Linked DNA regions of Homo sapiens: region 1 is linked to region 2. A link is an interaction called in ENCODE POLR2A ChIA-PET data of the cell type or tissue named here. Cell type or tissue: A673. All regions are shown on one strand. Each heading gives the region's core, and the rest is flanking DNA. Links, peaks and the distances in the headings are about the cores only. Region 1 overlaps TESK2 (testis associated actin remodelling kinase 2). Region 2 holds the start of HPDL (4-hydroxyphenylpyruvate dioxygenase like).

Region 1 (11,426 bases), core at 2,175-10,174, 110 kb after region 2:
TGAAACCCTGTCTCTACTAAAAAAAAAAAATACAAAAACTAGCTGAGCGTGATGGCATGCCCCTGTAATCCCAGCTACTCGGGAGGCTGAGCAGGAGAATGGCTTGAACCCGGGAGGCAGAGGTTGCAGTGAGCCAAGATTGCACCACTGCACTCCAGCCTAGGTGACAGAGCTGAGACTTTGTCTCAAAAGAAAAAAAGAAAGAAACTGGAGGAATCACATTACCTGATTCAAATTATACCACAGAGCTATTGTAACCAAAATAACATGGTATTGGCATAAAAACAGAAACATAGACCAATGGAACAGAATAGAGAATCCAATAACAAATCCATAAATCTACAATAAACTCTCATTTTCAACAAAAGTACCAAGAACATACATTGGGGAAAGGACAGTCTCTTCAACAAATAGTGCTGGGAAAACTGTATAGTTACATGCAGAAGAATGAAACTAGACTCCTATCTCTAGCCATATGCAAAAATCTAATCAAAATGGATTAAAGATTTCGATCTAGGACCTCAAACTATGAAACTACTACAAGAAAACATCGGGGGAAACTCTCCCATTGGTCTGCAAAGATTGCTCGAGTAATACTCCAAAAGCACAGGCAACTAAAGCAAAAATGGACAAATGGGATCACATCCGGTTAAAAAGCTTCTGCACAGCAAATGAAACAAAGTGAAGAGTCAATCCATGGAATGGGAGAAAATATTTGCAAAATATCCATCTGACAAAGGATTAATAACCAGAATATATAAGAAGTTCAAACAACTCTATAGGAAAAAAAAATCTAACAATCAGATTTTTTAAATGGGCAAAAGATCTGAACAGACATTTCTCAAAAGAAGACATACGAACAGCAAACAGGTATATGTAAAGGTATTCAACATCACTGATCATCACAGAAATGCAAATCCAAACTACAATGAGATATCATCTCACCCTAGTTAAAATGGTTTTTATCCAAAAGAAGGGCAATAAAGAATTCTTGCAGGCTGGGCACGGTGGCTCACGCCTGTAATCCTAGCACTTTTGAGAGGCCGAGGTGGAGGATTACCTGAGGTCGGGAGTTGGAGACCAGCCTGGCCAACATGGTAAAACCCCGTCTCCACTAAAAATACAAAAATTAGCTGGGCATGGTAGTGCACGTCTGTAATTCCAGCTACTTGGGAGGCTGAGGCATGAGAATCACTTGAACCTGGGAGGCAGAGGTTGCAGTGAGCCAAGATCACGCCACTGCACTTCAGCCTCAGCAAGACTCTGTCTCAAAAAAAAAAAAAAAAAAAAAAAAAGAATTCTTGCAAAGATGTAGAGAAAGGGGTAAGCCTCGTGCACTGTTGGTAGGAATGTAAATTGGTATAGCCACTATGGAGAACAGTTTGGAGGTTCCTCAAAAAACTAAGAATAGAGCTACCATATGATCCAGCAATCCCACTGCTGGGTATATACCAAAAGAAGGGAAATCGGTATGTCAAATACATATCTGCACTTCCATGTTTATTGTAGCACTATTCACAATAGCCAAGATTTGGATGCAACCTAAGTGTCCATCAACAAACAAATGGATAAAGAAAATGTGGTACATACACACAATGGAGTACTATTCAGCCATAAGAAAGGATTAGAACCTGTCATTTGCAACAACATGGGTGGAACTTGAGGACATTATGTTCAGTTAAATAAGCCAGACATAGAAAGACAAACTTCACATGTTCTCATTTATTTGTGGGAGCTCAAATAAAACAATTGAACTCATAGAGACAGAGTAGAATGATGATGGTTAACAGAGGCTGGGAAGGGTAGTGTGGGGTGTGGGGGAGTGGGGGCAGTTAATGGGTACAAAAATATAGCTTGATAGAATGAAGAAGATTTAGTACAACAGGGTGATTACACTCAACAATAATTTAATTGTATATTTTAAAATAACAGAGTATAATTGGAATGTTTGCAACACAAAGAAATGATAAATGCTTGAGGTGATGGATATCCCATTTATCCCAATGTGATTATTACACATTGTATGGCTGTATCAAAATATCTCATGTACCCCATAAATATTATCTACTATGTACCCATAAAAATAAAAGTTTAAAAAAGATGCCCCAACCATCATACACAGTTATAAAACAGCAATAACATAGCTAACATTTACAGCATTTGCTACATACTAGGTACTGCTGTATAACTTCTTTATACATATTAACTTATTTAATCTTGAAGATAATCCTGTGAGACAAGTATCACTAATAACCTCATTTTACAGCCATGGAAACTGAGGCACAGAGAAATTAAATCTTTCTCAAGATCGTACATCTATTAAATGGCAGAGACACAATTTGAATACAAACTATGCAAAGAATATTGAGCCTGATACAGTCAGACCAACTGATTCAAGAAAAAAAGCACTGTGTGAACATTGCATAAATATTCTACCAAGGGATAATAATCATGATCTTGTATGTATCTCACAACATGGTCTTGTAATATAGAAAACAAAAACTGACAATGTAAGGCAAATGTGACAAATCTATGATCTTTATTTTTATTTTTTTTTAAACAGGGTCTCACTCTGTCACCCATGTTTGAATGCAGTGGCATGACCTCAGCTCACTGCAGCCTCCCCCTCCTGAGATCAAGCAATCCTCCCACCTCAGCCACTTGAGAAGCTGGGACCACAGCTGTGCACCACCATGCCCAGCTAATTTTTATATATTTTTTTAGAGACAGGGTTTCGCCATGTTGTCCAGGCTGGTCTCAAACTCCTGGGCTCAAGCAGTCTGCCTGCCTCGGCCTCCCAAAGTGCTGGGATTACAAACATGAGCCACTGCGCCCAGCTCTTAAATTCCTGATTTTTTTTTTTTTTTTTTTTTTTGAGACGGAGTCTCGCTCTGTCACCCAGGCTGGAGTGCAGTGGCGTGATCTTGGCTCGCTGCAAGCTCCGCCTCCCGGGTTCACGCCATTCTCCTGCCTCAGCCTCCCAAGTATCTGGGACTACAGGCACGTGCCACCATGCCCGACTAATTTTTTGTATTTTTAGTAGAGACGGGGTTTCACCATGTTAGCCAGGATGGTCTCGATCTCCTGACCTCGTGATCTGCCTGCCTTGGCCTCCCAAAATGCTGGGATTACAGGCGTGAGCCACCGCGCCCGGCCCCTAAATATTATGAGACATTTTAACACATCTCTCAAAAACTGAAAGCTCGCCAGGTGCGGTAGAGATCAGGAGTTCGAGACCAGCCTGGCCAATATGGGGAAAACCCATCTCTTAAAAATACAAAATTAGCCAGGCGTGATGGTGCGTGTCTGTAGTCCCAGCTACCTGGGAGGCTGAGGCAGAAGAATCGCTTGAACCCGAGAGGCAGAGGTTGCAGTGAGCCGAGATTGTGCCATTGCACTCCAGCCTGGGTGACAGAGCGCAACTCCATCTAAAAAACAGATTAAAAAAAAATTTTTTTTTTAAACCTGAAAGCTCAAGAAGACAAGAAATTAGTAAGGATATGGAACATTTCAATAACAAAAGTGGCATCTTTGATCTAATCCTTCCTCAAAGACAGGCATTTTTTTTAAAGTATATATGACAAAATTTATCAAAATGCTACTAAACAAAAATTACAGGAGGCATAACAGTTTTGGATTGAGTTCCTGCACTAGGCTTTAACAGACGAGACTAAAAATGAAAACGGAGTTACCCGTGCTAAAGTTCTACTAAGTTGTTCCACTAAGTTGTTATCTGACTTTCCAAGAAATCAGGAAAGAGAGATAACAGCCAATCACCCAAACTGACCAGCTTCAATCTTCAATTGGCATAACTAAAGTCCCTCCGCTTTAACTCTTACACAAAAGAAGTAGCCTGAAGTTAGTTGATACTAACAAATCAGTTACTTTTCTGTTGTTTGATATCCCTGCCTTTGCATTATAAGAACTTTGAAAGGGCTAATAATACACTCTCAGGTCTTTGCTTCTGCTTTTTTAAGCCCTTCTCTGACTATAAAGCCAAATTCTTCCACTCAGCTCATTGGTACACTTATTCTATTTTAGGAAATGAAGAGTTGCTGGACTCTAGAATAGCAATAAAGACTATTGAAGTCTTTAAACTATATTTATTCTAATTTTGTCCTTTAACAGATGTGGCTACCACAAAGGGACCTGAAGGAGACTGCTGAAGACCCTGAGACCCTAAGCTCTGCTAACCCCTTTTTGGATGAGAATCTGTCTTCTCATGGAGCCTAAAGAGTTGTGAAGATGGGTATGGTGGCTCACAGCTGTAATCCCAACACTTCGGAAGGCTGAGGCAGGTAGGCTGCTTGAGCCCAGGAGTTCGAGATAGCCTGGGCAACATGGTAAAACACATCTCTACAAAAAAAAATACAAAAATTAGCTGGTTGTGGTGGTGTGCACCTGTGGTCCCAGCTACTCAGGAGGCTGAGGTGGGAGGATCGCTTGAGCCCAGGAGATCAAGGCTACAGTGAGCCATGATCAAGACATTGCACTCCAGCCTGGGCAACACAGTGAGACCCTATCTAAAACAAACAAACAAACAGAAAAAATAGAGTCGTGAGTAAACCTCTCTCAGGTCTGAGCTCTGCTCTTTTGCCTTTGATCTCTCTGATCTCTTTGCCTTTTGGGATACCAAGGGTTAGTTTGTGTTGTGAGAGAGCACTTGATGATGAGACAGCTAGGGTTAGTTTGTACTGTAGCATGGCACATGACTTTTGGGTTTGTGGTGGCTGACAAGTCACTGGCAAGGGTTGCATCTTTTTGCTTCCTCTTTGGCGACATTTCATGTGTGGTTCTATAAAAGTCTTGAGCCAAGCCCCCAAGAATATGGCTGGACAGAAATGTGGGTTACACCTCACTTGCTACTAATATATGGACGGACAGAAATAGAGGTTGCGTTATATTTGTAGTTAGCGTAAAGAGCTACAGTTTTATAAGGCAGAATCACCCAAAAAATTCTGGAGATAATCCTCCAGTGACTTACACTTCCTGGACAAAAATTGAGCTTATGGCCTAGAACCCATCTACTGAAAAGTAAGCAGATTAAACAATACGAATTATTTACTCAACACCAATTTTCTTCTTTTTTGTGACTGAAAGAAACCCAACCTGGCAATCTTCCTTGCAACTAGGAGAGTCTATGTTACACAGTGCTAGTAAGAAGATGCAAGAGGCCGGGCACAGTGGCTCACGCCTGCAATCCCAGCACTTTGGGAGGCCGAGGTCGGCGGATCACGAGGTCAGGAGATCGAGACCATCCTGGCTAATATGGTGAAACTCTGTCTCTACTAAAAATACAAAAAATTGGCCGGGCATGTTGGCACGTGCCTGTAGTCCCAGCTACTCAGGAGGCTGAGGCAGAAGAATCGCTTGAACCCGGGAGACGGAGGTTGCAGTGAGCCAAGATTGTGCCACTGCACTCCAGCCTGGGCAATAGAGCGAGAACCTATCTAAAAGAAAAAAAAAAAGATGCAAGTGGAAATTGCTGCATGGAATTTCTGGGGATGCTATTGCTTTCTTGATGAAATTGTACTTTTTACTTCCCCCTTATTATAGCCTGGAACAAAGACATGATGCGCACATAAAGAGTAGTTATTAGGGATGCTCAACCAGTAAGTATAATGCAAATATTCAAAAAAATTTTCCAAAATCCAAAACACCTCTGGTTCCCAGCTTGTGGATAAGGGATACTCAACCTTTTACTGGCCACCAGTAAAAACCTTGCTTGAAGGGGTCAGAGAAGGATTCCCAGAGGAAGTCATCCTTCAGTTTTCTTCAAGAATAAGAAAGAGCTTGTCAAATAGAACAAGCAAGGAAAGGGCATACTGAGCAGGTGTAAAAGCATGTGCAGAGTCTCAGAGGAATAAGAGCATGGGATATTCTAAGGAATGGTGAGAAACTGGGTTTGGCTCAAGGCCTGGTGGGTACATGTTAAGGAATTGCAAGCTTGTGATGAGCCTAGCATGGAAAGCAAGAACCAGAAAATAAAAAATTTTTAGGGCAAGGCACAGTAGCTCATGCCTGTAATCCCAGCACTCTGGGAGGCTGAGACAGGAGGATCACTTAAACCCAAGAGTTCAAGGCCAGCCTGGGAAACATGGTGAAACCCCATCTCTACAAAAAATACAAAAAACGTTACCCAGGCATGGTGGTGCATGTCTGTGGTCCCAGATACTTGGGAGGCTGAGATGGGAGGATCACTTGAGCCTGGGCAACAAAGCAATACCCTGTCTCTACAGAAATAAAAATAGTCAGGCATAGTGGTCCCAGCTACTTAGGAAGTAGGTCTTGAACACCTGGCATTAAGGGATCCTCCTGCCTCGGCCTTCCAAAGTGCTAGGATTACAGGTGTGAGCCACTACACTAGGCCGAGTATTTATCATTTATATGTATTGGGAACATTTCAAGTCCGCTCTTCTACCTACTTAGAAATATACAATACATTGTCCAGGCACGGTGGCTCACGCCTGTAATCCCAGCACTTTTGGAGGCCGAGGCGGGCAGATCACAAGGTCAGGAGATCAAGACCATCCTGGCTAACACGGTGAAACCCCATCTCTACTAAAAATACAAAAAATTAGCCGGGCATGGTGGCAGGCGCCTGTAGTCCCAGCTACTCGGGAGGCTGAGGCAGGAGAATGGCGTGAACTGGGGAGGCGGAGCTTGCAGTGAGCCGAGATCAAGCCACTGCACTCCAGCCTGGGCAAAAGAGCCAGACTCCGTCTCAAAAAAAAAAGATATATACAATACATTATTAATGATAGTCACCATACTCTCCTATTGAATATTATAACTTTTTTTTTTTTTTTTTTTTTTGGAGATGGAGTTTCGCTCTGTCACCCAGGCTGGAGTGCAGTGGCATGATCTCGCCTCACTGCAATCTCCGCCTCCCAGGTTCAAGCAATTCTTCTGCCTCAGCATCCTGAGTAGCTGGGACAACAGGCACATGCCGCCACACCCAGCTAATTTTTTGTATTTTAGTAGAGATGGAGTTTCACTGTGTTGCCCAGGCTGGTCTCAAACTCCTGAGCTTGGGCAATCTGCCCACCTTGGCCTCCCAAAGTGCTAGGATTACAAGCATGAGCCACCGCGCCCAGCCGCTTTTTTTTTTTTTTTTTTTTTTTTTTTTGAGACCGAGTCTCACTCTGTCACTCAGGCTGGTTGCAGTGGTGCAATCTCGGCTCACTGCAACCTCCACCTCCTGGGTTCAAGCGATTCTTGTACCTCAGCCTCCCAAGTAGCTGGGACTACAGGCACGTACCCACCATGCCCAGCTAATTTTTTTTGTAATTTCAGTAGAGACAGGGTTTTGCCATGTTGGCCAGGCTGGTCTTGAACTCCTGGCCTCAAGTGATCTGCCCTCCTTGGCCTCCCAAAGTGCTGAGATTACAGGCATGAGACACTATGCCCAGCCTATAACTTACACTTTCTATCCAACTATATGTTTGTACCTATTAACCAACTTTCTCTATCCCACGCACCCTTCCCAGCCTCTGGTAACTATCATTCTACTCTTTACCTCTATGAGATCAACTATTTCAGCTCTCACATATAAGTGAGAACTTGCAATATTAGTCTCTCTGTGCTTGGCTTATTTCACTTAACATAATGACTTCCAGTTCCATCTGCGTTGCTGAAAATGACAGGATTTCATACATTTTTATGTCCAAATAGTGATCCATTTTTTATATATACCACATTTTCTTTTTCCACTTATCCATCAATGAATGCTTAGGTTGGTTCCATATATTTGCTACTGTGAATAGTGCTGCAATAAACATGGAGATGCAAGTATCCCTTTGGTATATTGATTTCCCTTCCTTTGGATAAATACCCACTAATGAGATTGCTGGATCATATGGTAGTTCTATTTTTTACTTTTTTGAGACATCTCCATACTGTTTTCCATAGTGACCATACTAATTTACATTCCCCCCAAGAATATAAGAGTTCCCTTTACGCTGTATCTTCATCAGATCTGGTTTGTTTTTTGTTTGTTCATTTTTGGGGTTTTGGGGTTTGTTGTTGTTGTTATTGTTGTTGTTTTTGAGATGGGATCTCACTCTGTCTCCCAGGCTGGAGTGCAGTGGCATGATCATAGCTTACTGCAGCCTCAACCTCCTGGCTCTAGGGATCCTCCTGCCTCAGCCTCCTGAATAGCTGGGACTACAGGCATGTGCCAGCACACCCAGTTAATTTTTGTATTTTTGGTAGAGACGAGGTTTCACCATGCTGCCCAGGCTGGTCTCGAACTCCGGAGCTCAAGCAATCGCACCTGCCTCCATCTTCCAAAGTGTTGAGATCACAGGCACTGGCCACCGTGCCTGGCCTGTTTTTGTTTGTTTGTCTAAGACAGGGTCCTGCTCTATTGCCAGGCTGGGGTGCAGTGGCATGATCACAGCTCACTCTAGTGTCAATCTGGGCTCAAGCGATCCTCCCACCTAAGCCTCTCGAGTAGCTTAAACTACAGGTGTGCACCACTACATCCAGCTATTTTTTTTTTTTTTTGTAGAGATGGGGTCTTTTTGTCTTTTTGATGGTAGCCATTCTAAATGAGATAAGATAATACCTCATTGTATTGATTTGCATTTCCCTGATTAGCAAATTTTTTATGATGTTGAGCATTTTTCGTATACCTGTTGACCATTCCTATGTTTTCTTTCAAGAAATTTCTGTTCATGTCCTTTGCCCATTTTTAAATGGGATTTTCGGGGTAGGGAGAGATGGTTTTTTATTTTTTACTGTTGAGTTGTTTGAGTTCCTTGTATATTCCAAATATTAGCCCCTTTTTGGATAAATAGTTTACGAGTATTTCCTCCCATTCAAAAGGTTGTCTCTTCACTCTATTGTTTCCTTTGCTGTGCAGAAGATTTTTAGTCTAATATAGTCCCATTTGTCGATTTTTGGTTTTGCTGCCTATACTTTTGAGGTCTTTGCCATAAAATCTTTGCCTAGACCAATGTCTTGAAGTGTTTCCTCTGTTTACTTTTCTTTCTTTTTTTTTTTTTTCTTTTTTTGAGACAAGGTCTCTCTCTCTTACCAAGGCTGGAGTGCAGTGGCTTGATCATAATTCACTGCAATCTTGAACTCCTAGGCTCAAGAAATCCTCCCACTTCAGCCTCCCAAGTAGCTGGGACTACAGGTGTGCACCACCATGGCTGGCTAATTTTTTATTTTTTTGAGTCAGGGTATCACTCTGTTACCCAGGCTGGAGTGCAGTGGTGTGATCACAGCTCACTGCAGCCTCAACTTCCTAGGCTCAACCAATCCTCTCACCTCAGTCTCCCAGGTAGTTGGGACTACAGGCACACGCCACCACACCCAGCTAATTTTTTTGTATTGTTTGCAGAGACAGGGTTTCACCACGTTGGCCAGGCTAGTTTCAAGCTCTTGAGCTCAGGCAATCTGCCTGGCTTGGCCTCCCAAAGTGCTGGGATTACAGGCATGGGCTACTGCACCCAGCCATTTTTTTTTTTTTTTCTAAAGACAGGGTCTCACTATATTACCCAGACTCATCTCGAACTCCTGGGCTCATGTGATCCTCCTGCCTTAGCCTCCCAAAGTACTGGGATTATAGGTGTAAGCCACTGTGGTCTAATTTTTTTTTTTTTTTTTTTTTTTTTTGTAGAGACAAGGTCTCACTATGTTGCTCAGTATTCTTTTTTTTTTTTTTTTTAAGACCCAGAATAACATGCTGAAACCCCTATGTTTTCTTCTAGTAGTTTTGTAGTTTGGGGTTTTACATTTAAGTCTTTAAATTATCTTTATTTTATTTTATTTTATTATTTGAGACAGAGTCTCACTCTTTTGCCCAGGCTGGAGTGTACTGGTGTGACTGGATTTGACTTTTGTATATAGTAAGAGATGGAGATCCAGTTTCATTCTTCTGCATATATAATATACCATGTTCTCAGCACCATTTATTCAAGAAAGTGTCTTGTCCCCAGTGTACGTTCTTGGTACCTTTGTTGAAAATCAGTTGGCTGTAAACACGTGGATTTATTCTGTTCCATTGGTCTATGTGTCTGATTTATACAAATATCATGCTGTTGTGCTCAGTATAGCCTTGTAATATATATTGAAGTCAGGTAGTATGATGCCTCCAGCTTTGTTCTTTTTGCTCAGGACTGCTTTGGCTATTTGGTCTCTTTTTTGTTTCCATACAAAATTTTAGGACTGCTTTTTCTATTTCTGTGAAAAATGACATTGGTATCTTCTTTTTTTTTTTTTTTTTTTTTGAGATGGAGACTCACTCTGTCACCCAGGCTGGAGTGCAGTGGCGTGATCTCGGTTCACTGCAACCTCCACCTCCCAGGCTCAAGCGATTCTCCTGCCTCAGCCTCCTGAGTAGCTGGGATTACAGGCACACACCACCACACCTGGATAATTTTTGTATTTTTAGTAGAGATGGGGTTTCACCATGTTGGCCAGGCTGGTCGCAAACTCCTGACCTCAGAAGATCCGCCTACTTCGGCCTCCCAAAGTGCTGGGATCATGAGCCACCGTGCCTGGCCTTTTTTTTTTTTTTTTTTTTTTTTTTTTGAGACGGAGTTTCACTCTTGTTGCCCAGGCTGGAGTGCAATGGCCCGATCTTGGCTCACCGCAACCTCCACCTTCCGGGTTCAAGCGATTCTCCTACCTCCCCTCCCGAGTAGCTGGGATTACAGGCATGTGCCACCACACACAGCTAATTTTGTATTTTTAGTAGAGACAGGTTTTCTCCATGTTGGGCAGGCTGGTCTCGAACTCCTGACCTCAGGTGATCCTCCTGCCTTGGCCTCCCAAAGTGCTGGGATTACAGGCATGAGCCACTGTGCCCAGCCAACATTAGTATCTTTTTTTTTTTTTTTTTAGACAGAGTCTCACTCTGTCACCCAGGCTGGAGTGCAGTGGCACAATCTCGGCTCACTGCAACCTCTGCCTCCCAGGCTCAAGCGATCCTCCCGCCTCAGCTTCCCAAGTACTTGGAACTACAGGCATGTGCCATCATGCCTGGCTAATATTTGTATTTTTAGTAGAGATAGGGTTTCACCATTGTTGGCAAGGCTGGTCTTCAACTCCTGGCCTCAATCCACCCACCTTGGCCTCCCAAAGTGCTGGGATTACAGGAGTGAGCCGCTGCGCCTGACCCAACATTGGTATCTTGATAGGGATTTCACTGAATCTGTAGATTGTTTTTGGGTAGCATGGTCGTTTTAACAATATTAATTCTTCCAATCCATGAGCATAAGATATCTTTCTATTTTTTTGTGTCCTCTTCAATTTCTTTCATTAGCGTTTTGCAGTTCTTCTTGTAGGGTCTTTCACTTTCTTGGTTACATTTATTCATAGGTATTTTATTATAATTTTTGTAGCTGTACTGTAATTGGGATTGCCTTCTAGATTTTTTTCAGCTAATTAGTGGTGTATAGAAATGCTGATTTTTG
Region 2 (11,050 bases), core at 3,051-11,050:
CTAACTCATCCCAACCCTTTTTCATTACACGTAGCCGAAGTGCAGGGCTGTGCGGTCAGAATTCTTACACAAGGGCCAGGACCCCACCCTGTAGCCTTTCTGTTCAAACAACTTGACCTTACTGTTTTAGGCTGGCCCCCACATTATTTCTGATACCACACCTGACCCCCGTGACTGTGTCTGTCTAATCCACTTGGCATTCACTCCATTTCCCCATATTTCCTTCTTTCCTGTTCCTCACTCTGATCACACTTGGTTTATTGATGGCAGTTCCACCAGGCCTAATTGCCACTCACCAGGAAAGGCAGGCTATGCTATAGTATCTTCCACATCTATCATTGAGGCTACCGCTCTGCCCCACTCCACTACCTCTCAACAAGCCGAACTCATTTCCTTAACTCGAGCCCTCATTCTTGCAAAAGGACTGCATGCTAATATTTATACTGACTTTAAATATGCCTTCCATACTGCACCACCATGCTGTTACATGGGCTGAAAGAGATTTCCTCTTCTCAAGGCCGCTTTATTTCCAAAGGAAGCTGGAGTCATTCACTGAAAAGGCCATCAAAGGGCCTCAGACCCCATTGCTCAAGGCAACAATTATGCTGATAAGACAGCTAAAGAAGCAGCCTGTATTCCTACTTCTGTCCCTCATGGCCAGTTTTTCTCCTCATCAGTCACTCCTACTTACTCTCCCACTGAAGTTTCCACATATCAATCCCTCCCTACTCAAGGCAAATGGTTCTTAGACCAAGGAAAATACCTCCTTCCAGCCTCACAGGCTCATTCCATTCTATCGTCCTTTTTAACCTCTTCCATGTGGGTTACAAGCCACGAGCTCGCCTCTTAGAACCTCTCATTTCCTTTAAGACATTTGCCCTGCATTTCACTCCATCCTTGGCTACCTTCCCCTTGTTCTTCGGACTCTCCTCCTAGCTGTCCTCTTGCTTGCTTATACCTGGCCCCATGAATAGCAGTGAAAGGTTATTCATAGACACTATGCGCTTTCTCATACACCATAAAAATCGAACCTCCCCCTCTACCCAGTTGCATCATCAATCCCCATTGCAACCTCTACCTCCCAGGTACAAGTGATTCTCCTGTCTCAGTCCAAGTAGCTCAGATTACAGGCATGCACCACCATGCCTGGCTGATTTTTTTGTATTAAGTAGAGATGGGGTTTACACCATGTTAGTCAGGCTGGTCACGAGTTCCTGACCTCAGGTGATCCACCCGCCTCGGCCTCCCAAAGTACTGGGATTACAGGTGTGAGCCACCACACCTGGCCAGACTACCTGTCTTTTAACTAGCTCTCTGAGCTCTGGGCAGGGCCCACACTGAATCCTGGGTTTCCAAACCGGGAGAATTATTCTGAGGCTAGACTATCTGATGTTTTTACAGTGCACTTAAAAAAAATTTTTTTTTAAAACAAAGATATTTCTAAGTGTCTAAACTACACCCTTCTTTAAAAACCCAGAGTACCCTGTGTTGCAATAATTATTATAGTCAATATATCCGGTAACACAATACAAAAGCAAGCAGCTTAAAGGCTGAGATGAACTTGTCTGTTTACACTTTTGGGGTTCTATAAGGAATAACAAGTTTCTCCCCAAAAGGGAGTCTGGCAACTTCTCCGTTTTCTTAAAGGAACCCCAGGTGATTGTAAACTATTTTAGGTCCCTCATGCAGCAGAGGGTACAAGAGAAAGGAGAGACAGGAGAAGTGAATGAAGAAAACAGAATTCAGTCAACTAAGAAGAAAAAACTTTTCCTCAAAAATAAAGGACAACGTCCTAGGACAGAAAAAATAAATGACGGCCTTTGAATACAAACACACATATGCACACGTACACACACACATCTTGGATGTTAGCTTTTAATTAAGCTGACTTTAACCATTGAGCTCCTTTAAAAAAATGTTTTTAAATTTCATTACCATTTTTGAGCTGGGACAAATTGCCGCTGTTTCAGAAGCACAGCCATTGCTCTTTCAGTTTCGCCTGACTAGCAAAAAGGTGGCCTCGTTATGTAAATAAAGCCCCTAAAGGGGCTAAAGTAGTCAAAATCCAAAATCTGTCCTCTTTTCTCCCTTTTGCTGGCTGTTTTTCTCCCTCACCACACCGCCTTTCTTTTTTTTTTTTAATTCAACCATTTGAGAGGCTTTGTTCCACAAAATTTGGAACTTTCCTTTGGATTTGATCAAGTCAGATCTTTCACGCGCGTATGTGTGAAGACATCACCAAACAGGCTTTGTATAAGCAATAAAGCTTTTTAATCACCTGGGTGCAGGTGGGCTGAGCCTGAAAAGAGAGTCAGCGAAGAGAGATAGGGGTGGGGCCATTTTATAGGATTTGGGTTGGTAGTGGAAAATTACAGTCAAAGGGGGTTGTTCTCTGGCTGGCAGGGGTGGGGGTCACAAGGTGCTCAGTGGGGGAGCTTTTGAGCCGGGATGAGCCAGGAGAAGGAATTTCACAAGGTAATGTCATCAGTTAAGGCAGGAACCAGCCATTTTCACTTATTTTGTGATTCTTCAGTTACTTCAGGCCATCTGGATGAATACGTGCAGGCTTGGGCTCAGAGGCCTGACATTCCTGTCTTCTTATAGTAATAAGAAAAATAAAACAAAATAGTGTTGAAGTGTTGGGGTGGTGAAAATTTTGGGAGGTGGTATGGAGAGATAATGGGCGATGTTTTTCAGGGCTGTTTCGAGCGGGATTGGGGTGGCATGGGAACCTAGAGTCGGAGAGATTAAGCTGAAGGAAGATTTTGTGGTAAGGGGTGATATTGTGGGGTTGTTAGAAGGAGCATTTGTCGTATAGAATGATTGGTGATGGCCTGGATACGGTTTGGATGAATTGAGAAACTAAGCAGAAGATCCTGCTACAGTTAACTACTACAGTTAACCAGCCCAACCTATTCCTTTAATTCGGCCCATCCCTTCATTTCCCATAAGGGATACTTTTAGTTAATTTAGTATCTATAGAAACAATGCTAATGACTGGTTTGCTGTTAATAAATATGTGGGTAAATCTCTGTTCGGGGCTCTCAGCTCTGAAGACTGTGAGACCCCTGATTTCCCACTTCACACCTCTATATTTCTGTGTGTGTGTCTTTAATTCCTCTAGCGCCGCTGGGTTAGGGTCTCCCCGACCGAGCTGGTCTCGGCAAGAAAGAACTAAAAAGCTAAGGGAATACCAAAACAACCAAATGGATTCTTGGTTTGGGAACAAAATCGTAGCATGAGTCATCCCCATTCCTGGGCCATCTCCTAATAATATGCCCAGGACTAATGTTCTTACCCTGCCTAATAAACTTTTTTCAAGGATTTTTAACTGACAGGATCATGGCCATTTCACAGACAACTACCCCAAAACATCTACAGATGGCATTACTCCTATAGTCAATCCGAAACCAGAAAACTCTCCATCCCCGTCAAAAGGAAGTAGCCAGAAAGAACATGCCGCCCCTCTTTTTTTTTTTTTTTTTTTTGGGGGGGACAGAGTCTAACTCTGTCACCCAGGCTAGAGTGCAGTAGCATGATCTCTGCTCACTACAACCTGCGCCTACTGGGTTCAAGTGATTCTCATGTCTCAGCCTTCCAAGTAGCTGGGATTACAGGCATGCGCCCACCACACCTGGCTAATTTCTGTATTTTAGTAGAGACGGGGTTTCCACTGTGCTGGCCAGGCTGGTCTCAAACTCCTGACCTCAGATGATCCACCCACCTCAACCTCCCAAAGTGCTGGGATTACAGGCATGAACCACCGTACCCGGCCCTTTTTTTTTTTTTTCTTTTTTTGAGATGGAGCTTCGCTCTTGTTGCCCAGGCTAGAGTGCAATGGTGCGATCTCGGCTCACTGCAACCTCCGCCTCCTGGGTTCAAGCAATTCTCCTGCCTCAGCCTCTCAGCTTGCTGGCATTACAGGCGTGCACCACCATGCCTGGCTAATTTTTCTTTTTCTGAGACGGAGTCTCGCCCTGTCGCCCAGGCTGGTGTGCAGTGGCTCAGTCTCGGCTCACTGCAAGCTCCGCCTCCTGGGTTCACGCCATTCTCCTGCCTCAGCCTCCCGAGTAGCTGGGACTACAGGTGCCCGCCACCACGCCCAGCTAATTTTTTGTATTTTTAGTAGAGACGGGGTTTCACCGTGTTAGCCAGGATGGTCTCGATCTCCTGACCTCGTGATCCACCCGCCTCGGCCTCCCAAAGTGCTGGGATTACAGGCGTGAGCCACCGCGCCTGGCCTAATTTTGTATTTTTTTTAGCAGAGATGGGGTTTCACCGTGTTGGTCAGGCTGGTCTTGAATACTTGACCTCAAGCTATCCACTCGCCTTGGCCTCCCAAAGTGCTGGGATTACAGGTGTGAGCCACTGCACCTGGCTGCCCCCGTCCTTTTTATCACTATAGAGTCTGGACTGACGGAGCAGGAGCACTGCCATCTTGGACAAGCACTGCCATTTTAAGTTTTGCCTTGATCAAAAACTGCCTAAATCCAAAGGGCATCAGCCTAATGGCTAAGGTCAGCATGACCATAAACCACAAATGACATCTCTGACCAGAAACGTTCCAAGCCCCTCCCCAGCCAGAGACATGCCAGCCCCAAGATAACCTCCCCTTCGGCTGGAGAGGTGTCAGCCTCAAGATAACCTCCCCTCCAACCAGAGACATTCCAACTCCACCATAAACTTCTCCCTGACACAGAAACATTCCAAGCTCTCTCCAATAAATACTGTTAGTCTGGGCCAGACGCGGTGGCTCACGCCTGTAATCCCAGCACTTTGGGAGGTGGAGGCAGGCGGATCATGAGGTCAAAAGATTGAGACCATCCTGGCCAATATGGTGAAACCCGTCTCTACTAAAAAAAATACAAAAATTAGCTGGGTATGGTGGTGCGTGCCTGTAAGTCCCAGCTACTTGGGAGGCTAGCAGGAGAATCGATTGAACCCGGGAGGCGGAGGTTGCAGTGAGCTGAGATCTCGCCACTGCACTCCAGCCTGGTGACAGAGTGAGAATCCATCTCTAAATAAATAAATAAATAAATAAATAAATAGTCTGTAAGAGAGAGCACTCCTGACTGAAATCAGCCAGAAGCCCCTCTCAGGTTTGATTTTTGAGCTGCTTTTTGTGTTTCTTTCCTCTTTCTTTAACTCTTACTGTGACTTTGAACGGAATGGGAGGCAGATTGGCCCTAAGCAGTTCCCAGCTTGACTTTTCCTTTTAGCTTAGTGATTTGGGGCCCCCAAGATTTACTTTCCTTTCTTACTACCCAGGATTCCTTGGGGTGAGCTGCTCATTGAGTAGGCTGCCTAGCCTTTGGCCCATGCCAGTGAAGCCCCTGTCCCCATCTCTCTAGTAGGCCACACAACACCTTCTGGGAGGTACCACTGGCATTGTATCATGAGATAAAATAAAACAATAACTAAATAGCCAGGCATGGTGGTGTGCACCTGTAGTCCCAAGCTACTTGGGAGACTGAGGTGGAAGGATTGCTTAAGCCCAGGAGTTGGAGCCTGCAGTGAGCTGTGATCATGCCACTACACTCCAGCCTAGGTGACAGAGTAAGACCTCATCTCTAAAAAAACTTTTTTCTTTTCTTTTTTTTTTTTTTTGAGACAGAGTTTCTCTCTTGTTGCCCAGGCTACAGTGCAATGGCATGATCTTGGCTCACTGCAACCTCCGCCTCCTGGGTTCAAGTGATTCTCCTGCCTCAGCCTCCCGAGTAGCTGGGATTACATCTAATTTTTTGTATTTTTAGTAGAGATGGGGTTTCACCATGTTGGCCAGGGTGGTCTTGAACTCCTGACCTCAGGTGATCCGCCTGCCTCAGCCTCCCAAAGTGCTGAGATTACAGGTGTGAGCCACTGTGCCCAGCTCTGAAAAACTTTTTAAAATAAATAAATATTAGAATATGTGGGAAAATAAAATTAATTAAAAAAAAAAACAGTAACTACAATAGCAACAGCTACTATTTACTGAACACTTACTCCACCTCACTTAATCACAACTCTTTGAAGTAGGTACTATTATTTCCATTTTTACAGATGGGCAAATTAAGGCTCAGAGGCGTTAAGCAACTTGCCCATACAGACAGTAAGTGTTGCTGGTGATTCAAACCCAGGTCCGTCTGGCTTTTGGAACTCATGTCCTCACATTCACTGGTCTGCAGAGTAGCACCAAGTACCTTTTACCACCCTGACCAGCTCCTGGGTACTGCCCTCCTGCCTGCAGGCCTGAACACCATGACATCCAGCTAGCCCCTGTCCCCTATGACATCCTTCTCCCTCTTGCCAATGAAACCCAGTAGATCAGGCTGCCTGACAAAAAAATTTCTTGTGATGCCTTGGACTGTGGCATTCATCCTAAATGCCTCCCTAACAGCATGGCCCATTGCTCCTCTAAGAGTCTGGCTCACACTCTTACTGAGTTTTTGCTTATGCCCTTTGCCCTTCTTGGATGCCCTTCCCTAACCCTTCAAGGGCCACTCAGTTGAAGTTCCAGAAGACTACAAATTCCTCAATCCAGTCATCTCACACAATTCTGGGTTTCAGAGCCAGAAGTGCCCCCACCACAGAAATCTCTGGCTCAATGCCAAGTCAGGAAGCTGCAAAGAGCAAGGAGGGCCTGTGTTCCAGTCCTCAAAGGATGGGGAAGGGGAATGACAGCCAGGCAGCTGTTCCTTTCAGATCCCGAACCGTCAGATTTTTCCTCCAAATCTTGCTTGGGACAAGGGGTTAAATGATGTTGACAGAAGGGTGATTGAAGAAAGAGACAGGACTGGTTGAGAGATTGCCCAACACTTTGGGAGGCTGAGGTGGAAAGATGGCTTGAGCCCAGGGGTTTAAAACCAGCTTGGGCAATATAGCAAGACCCCATTTCTAAAAAAAAAAATTATTTTTAATTAGCTGGGTGTGGTGGCGTCCGCCTGTGGTCCCAGCTATTTGTGCACTGAGGCAAGGAAAATCGCCTGAACCCAGGAGGTGGAGGCTGCAGTGAGCTGTGATTGTGCCACTCCAGCCTGGGTGACAGAGTGAGACCCTGTCTCAAAACATATAAACGTGTGTGTGTGTGTGTGTGTGTGTGTGTGTGTATTCCAGGGAACATTAAGACTTAGAGGCAAACTCCAGAACTTAAAGAAAAAACATGAAAGTGCTAAAAAATTCCGTGCTTGTGGAGAGAGAATTCCAACTCTTTCCCTGAACCCGGGCTGAGTCCCTTCGCTGTGAGGTTGGGGGGATGAGTGGGAGCCCAGTGCCTGGCGCCGAGTGAAGGCAGCCATTGTGAGTTCCTGGGCTGGGGAAGGGAGGCTCAGTGCCCAAGGATGTGACCAGGCGTGAGGCCCGGGGAAAGAGCAGCGCGGCGACCCCGCAGTATCCGAGGCGACAGGGTGTGGGGGAGGGGGTGGGGAGTCAAAGGCGGAGTCACGGGCTCCGCCCTCTTTCTCCTGCTTGGCGCGAGCACAGGCACCGCGTGGTTCTCACAACCAGCAGCTCGGCTCACTGAGACCCGGTGGTCCAGACGCTGCTCCTGGCTGGGGTGGCGCTGCAGGGAGAACCGCGAGCTCTCAGGGGTCGGCGGGTGACTTCTTTCCGGAAGAAAGCGAGGAACGCGCTCTGCGGGGTGAGCCGGACTCCCCAACTCCGGACGATCAGCCCAGGACTGAGAGCCCCGAAGTCCCCAACCACAAGTAAGCGGCCCCAGAAGGACAAGTCTAGGTCGCCGTCCAGAGCGCCATGGCCGCGCCCGCCCTTCGTTTGTGCCACATCGCCTTCCACGTGCCCGCCGGGCAGCCCCTAGCCCGGAACCTGCAGCGCCTCTTCGGCTTCCAGCCCCTGGCTTCGCGGGAGGTGGACGGCTGGCGGCAGCTAGCCCTGCGCAGCGGCGACGCGGTCTTTTTGGTGAACGAGGGCGCAGGGTCTGGAGAGCCGCTGTACGGCCTGGATCCGCGTCACGCCGTGCCCAGCGCCACAAACCTGTGCTTCGACGTGGCGGACGCCGGCGCTGCAACCCGGGAGCTGGCAGCGCTGGGCTGCAGCGTGCCTGTCCCTCCCGTTCGCGTGCGGGACGCGCAGGGTGCCGCCACTTACGCCGTGGTCAGCTCGCCTGCCGGCATCCTCAGCCTGACCTTGCTGGAGCGCGCTGGCTACCGCGGACCCTTCCTACCCGGCTTCAGGCCCGTGTCCTCTGCGCCTGGCCCCGGGTGGGTCAGCCGCGTGGACCACCTGACCTTGGCCTGCACCCCCGGCAGCTCCCCCACACTTTTGCGCTGGTTCCACGACTGCCTGGGCTTTTGCCACTTGCCGCTGAGCCCAGGTGAGGATCCCGAGCTGGGCCTCGAAATGACAGCAGGGTTTGGGCTTGGGGGACTGAGGCTTACAGCCCTGCAGGCCCAGCCGGGCAGCATTGTCCCCACTCTTGTTCTGGCTGAGTCCCTTCCGGGGGCGACGACACGACAGGACCAGGTGGAGCAGTTCCTGGCCCGGCACAAGGGGCCAGGCCTGCAGCACGTGGGGCTGTATACGCCTAACATTGTGGAGGCCACTGAGGGGGTGGCAACTGCTGGAGGCCAGTTCCTGGCTCCCCCTGGGGCATACTACCAGCAGCCAGGAAAGGAGAGGCAGATCCGAGCTGCAGGGCACGAGCCTCATCTGCTTGCTCGACAGGGGATCCTGCTAGATGGTGATAAAGGCAAGTTTCTGCTTCAGGTCTTCACCAAGTCCCTTTTTACTGAGGACACTTTCTTCCTGGAGCTGATTCAGAGGCAGGGGGCCACTGGCTTTGGTCAGGGCAACATCAGAGCTCTGTGGCAGTCCGTACAGGAGCAATCTGCCAGGAGCCAGGAAGCCTAAGGATGCCCAGGGCTGGGTGCAGCCAGCTGTCCTGCAGCTCTGGGGAGACCAGCACAGAACTGAGGAACATCTGCAGGAGGCCCAACTAGTGAAAGGCTTTGCCTCCGGGGGGCAGGTGTGACTTCCATTTCATCAGTGCCTGCCAGAAGCTGTGTCTCTCATTGGGCTCCAAAGAGGTGGGATTTTTTAAAACTAAAACATTTCTTATATACAGTCTATAATAAATATGTAAGATACAAAGAACAATAAAAGAATTACACACTAGGAAATAGAACATAACCAATACTTTCGAGTCCTCCCTGTGTCCCGCTGTGATTCTATTTCCTCCCACCCACTCCTCAAATCCTGTCATTATTAGCCCTTTGCTTTTCTGTATTGTTTCACTCCGTATGTAACATAACCCTAAATAAATTATTTCGTATTTGAGGTAGGAATTTAAAACAGAACAAATCTTCTCCTGTGCTTCCTCTCCCCCTAGGGAGCGACCACTCAGGTGGGGAGGGGCTGGGTGAGAGTTGAGCCCAACTACCTACTCCAGAGTGATGCCACCACTCCAATTAGAGCTGACCTGAGACGTAAACAGAGGGTGTTGTGTGTCAGCCACTGGCAGGTTCTCCCTGTAGCTGCCTTGCCTTTCTCCTGGGGGTTGGAGGGCAGATCAGTCTGGACAGAACACCCCCACTCCAACCCCATCTGCCCGGGGCTGGCTGGGAGTTCAGCCAGAGAAAGTCAGAACCAAGCAGAACGTCACCACTTTTCTGGGTCCCTCCCTCAGATATAAGGGGTGAGGGGGCTAGGGAGAGGGTGGAAGGCTGTCCAAAATAGCTACAAAAGGGCGGGCGTGGTGGCTCATGCCTGTAATCCAAGCACTTTAGGAGGCTGAAGTGGGAGAATCACTTGAGGCCAGAATCACCTGAGTTCGAAACCAGTCTGAGCAACATAGCGAGACCCCCATCTCAAAAAAATACAACATAAAATAACTACAAAAATAAGCACTTTACTAACAACAGGATTCTCAGGGAATGGGGGCTTTCAGAGGTGTCACTGGGCTGCACTGTTGAGGCTGTGTGCATCAGTGGAGATGTGAGACCGAAAGAAATTATCCAGGACTTGCTGGCCCATGCGGGGCTTTTTCCGACTGCACGGAGAGGACACCTGGGACCTTTTGGAACCCTGTGAAAAAATGGAAGGAGGGAGGCCTTGTAGTTGGGGGAGGGGGAGCAGAGAATCCTCTCCTTGTCCTCTCTCCCTTTCCCCGACTCTACTGATCTAGCTAGGCTTAGCCTGGAATGCTGTAGAGCTTTCATCCTGCCTCAAGTATCTGCCCCATCAATCAACCCTCCAAAAGGCTGCCTGAGGGAATCGAATTGTCCTAAAAATGCAAATCTGACTCCTCTCTCCTCCACCTAAAATGAGTCAGCAGCCTAGGGCTCACACCCTGACTGACCCAGCAGGCCCTGCTGACCTTTCCAGCTAAACCAACTGCTCACAGCTCCTTGAGCACTGCAGCCTGCACTGGGCTCCACCTTTGCTCACACTACTCTTGGGACTGGAAAGAACATCGCTACGGTTGATTCCCCTCCCAAACCTGAAGAAAAGGATTCATTTCTAGGACGAAGATTACCAGCTGCTTCCTCCAAACAGCCTTTCCTGATCCGTCTCCCAATTAGAACTGATAGCTCCCATGGATGGGTGTGGTGGCTCACGCCTGTAATCCCAGCACTTTGGGAGGCCAAGATGGGCAGATCACTTGAGGTCAGGAGTTCGAGACCAGCCTAGTCAACATGGTGAAACCCTGTCTCTACTAAAAATACAAAAATTAGTTGGGTGTGGTAGCAGGCACCTGTAATCCCAGCTACTTGGGAGACTGAGGCAGGAGAATCGCTTTAATCCAGTTGTGGGAGATTGCAGTGAGCCGAGATCGGGCCACTGCACTCTAGCTTGGGTGACAGTGAGACTGTCTCAAAAAAAAAAAAAAAAAAAAAAAAGAACTGATGGCTCCACAATTCATATCCCACAAAACTCAGTACAGGCATTTCACACACCTGTGACACTGGAGAGTCCTCATCATTTTTTTCCTTTCCCTCTACCCTGCACCCCACAATGGAAGGTCTCCAGGTCAAGAACTATTCCTCCCTCCAGTGAAGCCTGGAGTGGAGAATGTTCACCCAGACATTCGTTAGTTAACTGACTAAAAACCTATGGA

What was found. Peaks named below come from ENCODE experiments on the same cell type or tissue, not always from the same donor. Only the 100,000 strongest peaks of a DNase experiment are listed, where the experiment ranks them.
Region 1: POLR2A ChIA-PET joins it to region 2 with 13 read pairs; 7 of 35 experiments call an interaction of 5 or more read pairs at or near these places.

What each region holds. Positions count from the first base shown.
Region 1 is chr1:45,425,965-45,437,390 of GRCh38, forward strand. All of the region lies in intron 2 of TESK2 (testis associated actin remodelling kinase 2), which reads right to left. Among named protein-coding and RNA genes, the nearest start is that of TESK2, 59 kb to the right of the region's middle. In A673, for the core only: no CTCF peak of the experiment used is centred there; no DNase peak of the experiment used is centred there.
Region 2 is chr1:45,319,421-45,330,470 of GRCh38, forward strand. It overlaps HPDL (4-hydroxyphenylpyruvate dioxygenase like), which reads left to right and starts at 7,475. Exons shown (of 1, transcript NM_032756.4): 1 at 7,475-9,290. The coding sequence starts at 7,729. The coding sequence ends at 8,844. It overlaps MUTYH (mutY DNA glycosylase), which reads right to left. Exons shown (of 16, transcript NM_001048174.2): 16 at 9,822-10,017. The coding sequence ends at 9,886. RefSeq lists a silencer at 4,477-4,771 and enhancers at 7,507-7,556, 7,567-7,816, 8,577-8,686, 10,035-10,969. In A673, for the core only: no CTCF peak of the experiment used is centred there; DNase peaks (open chromatin) are centred at 7,441, 8,941 and 9,161; H3K4me3 peaks cover 879 bases; H3K27ac peaks cover 781 bases.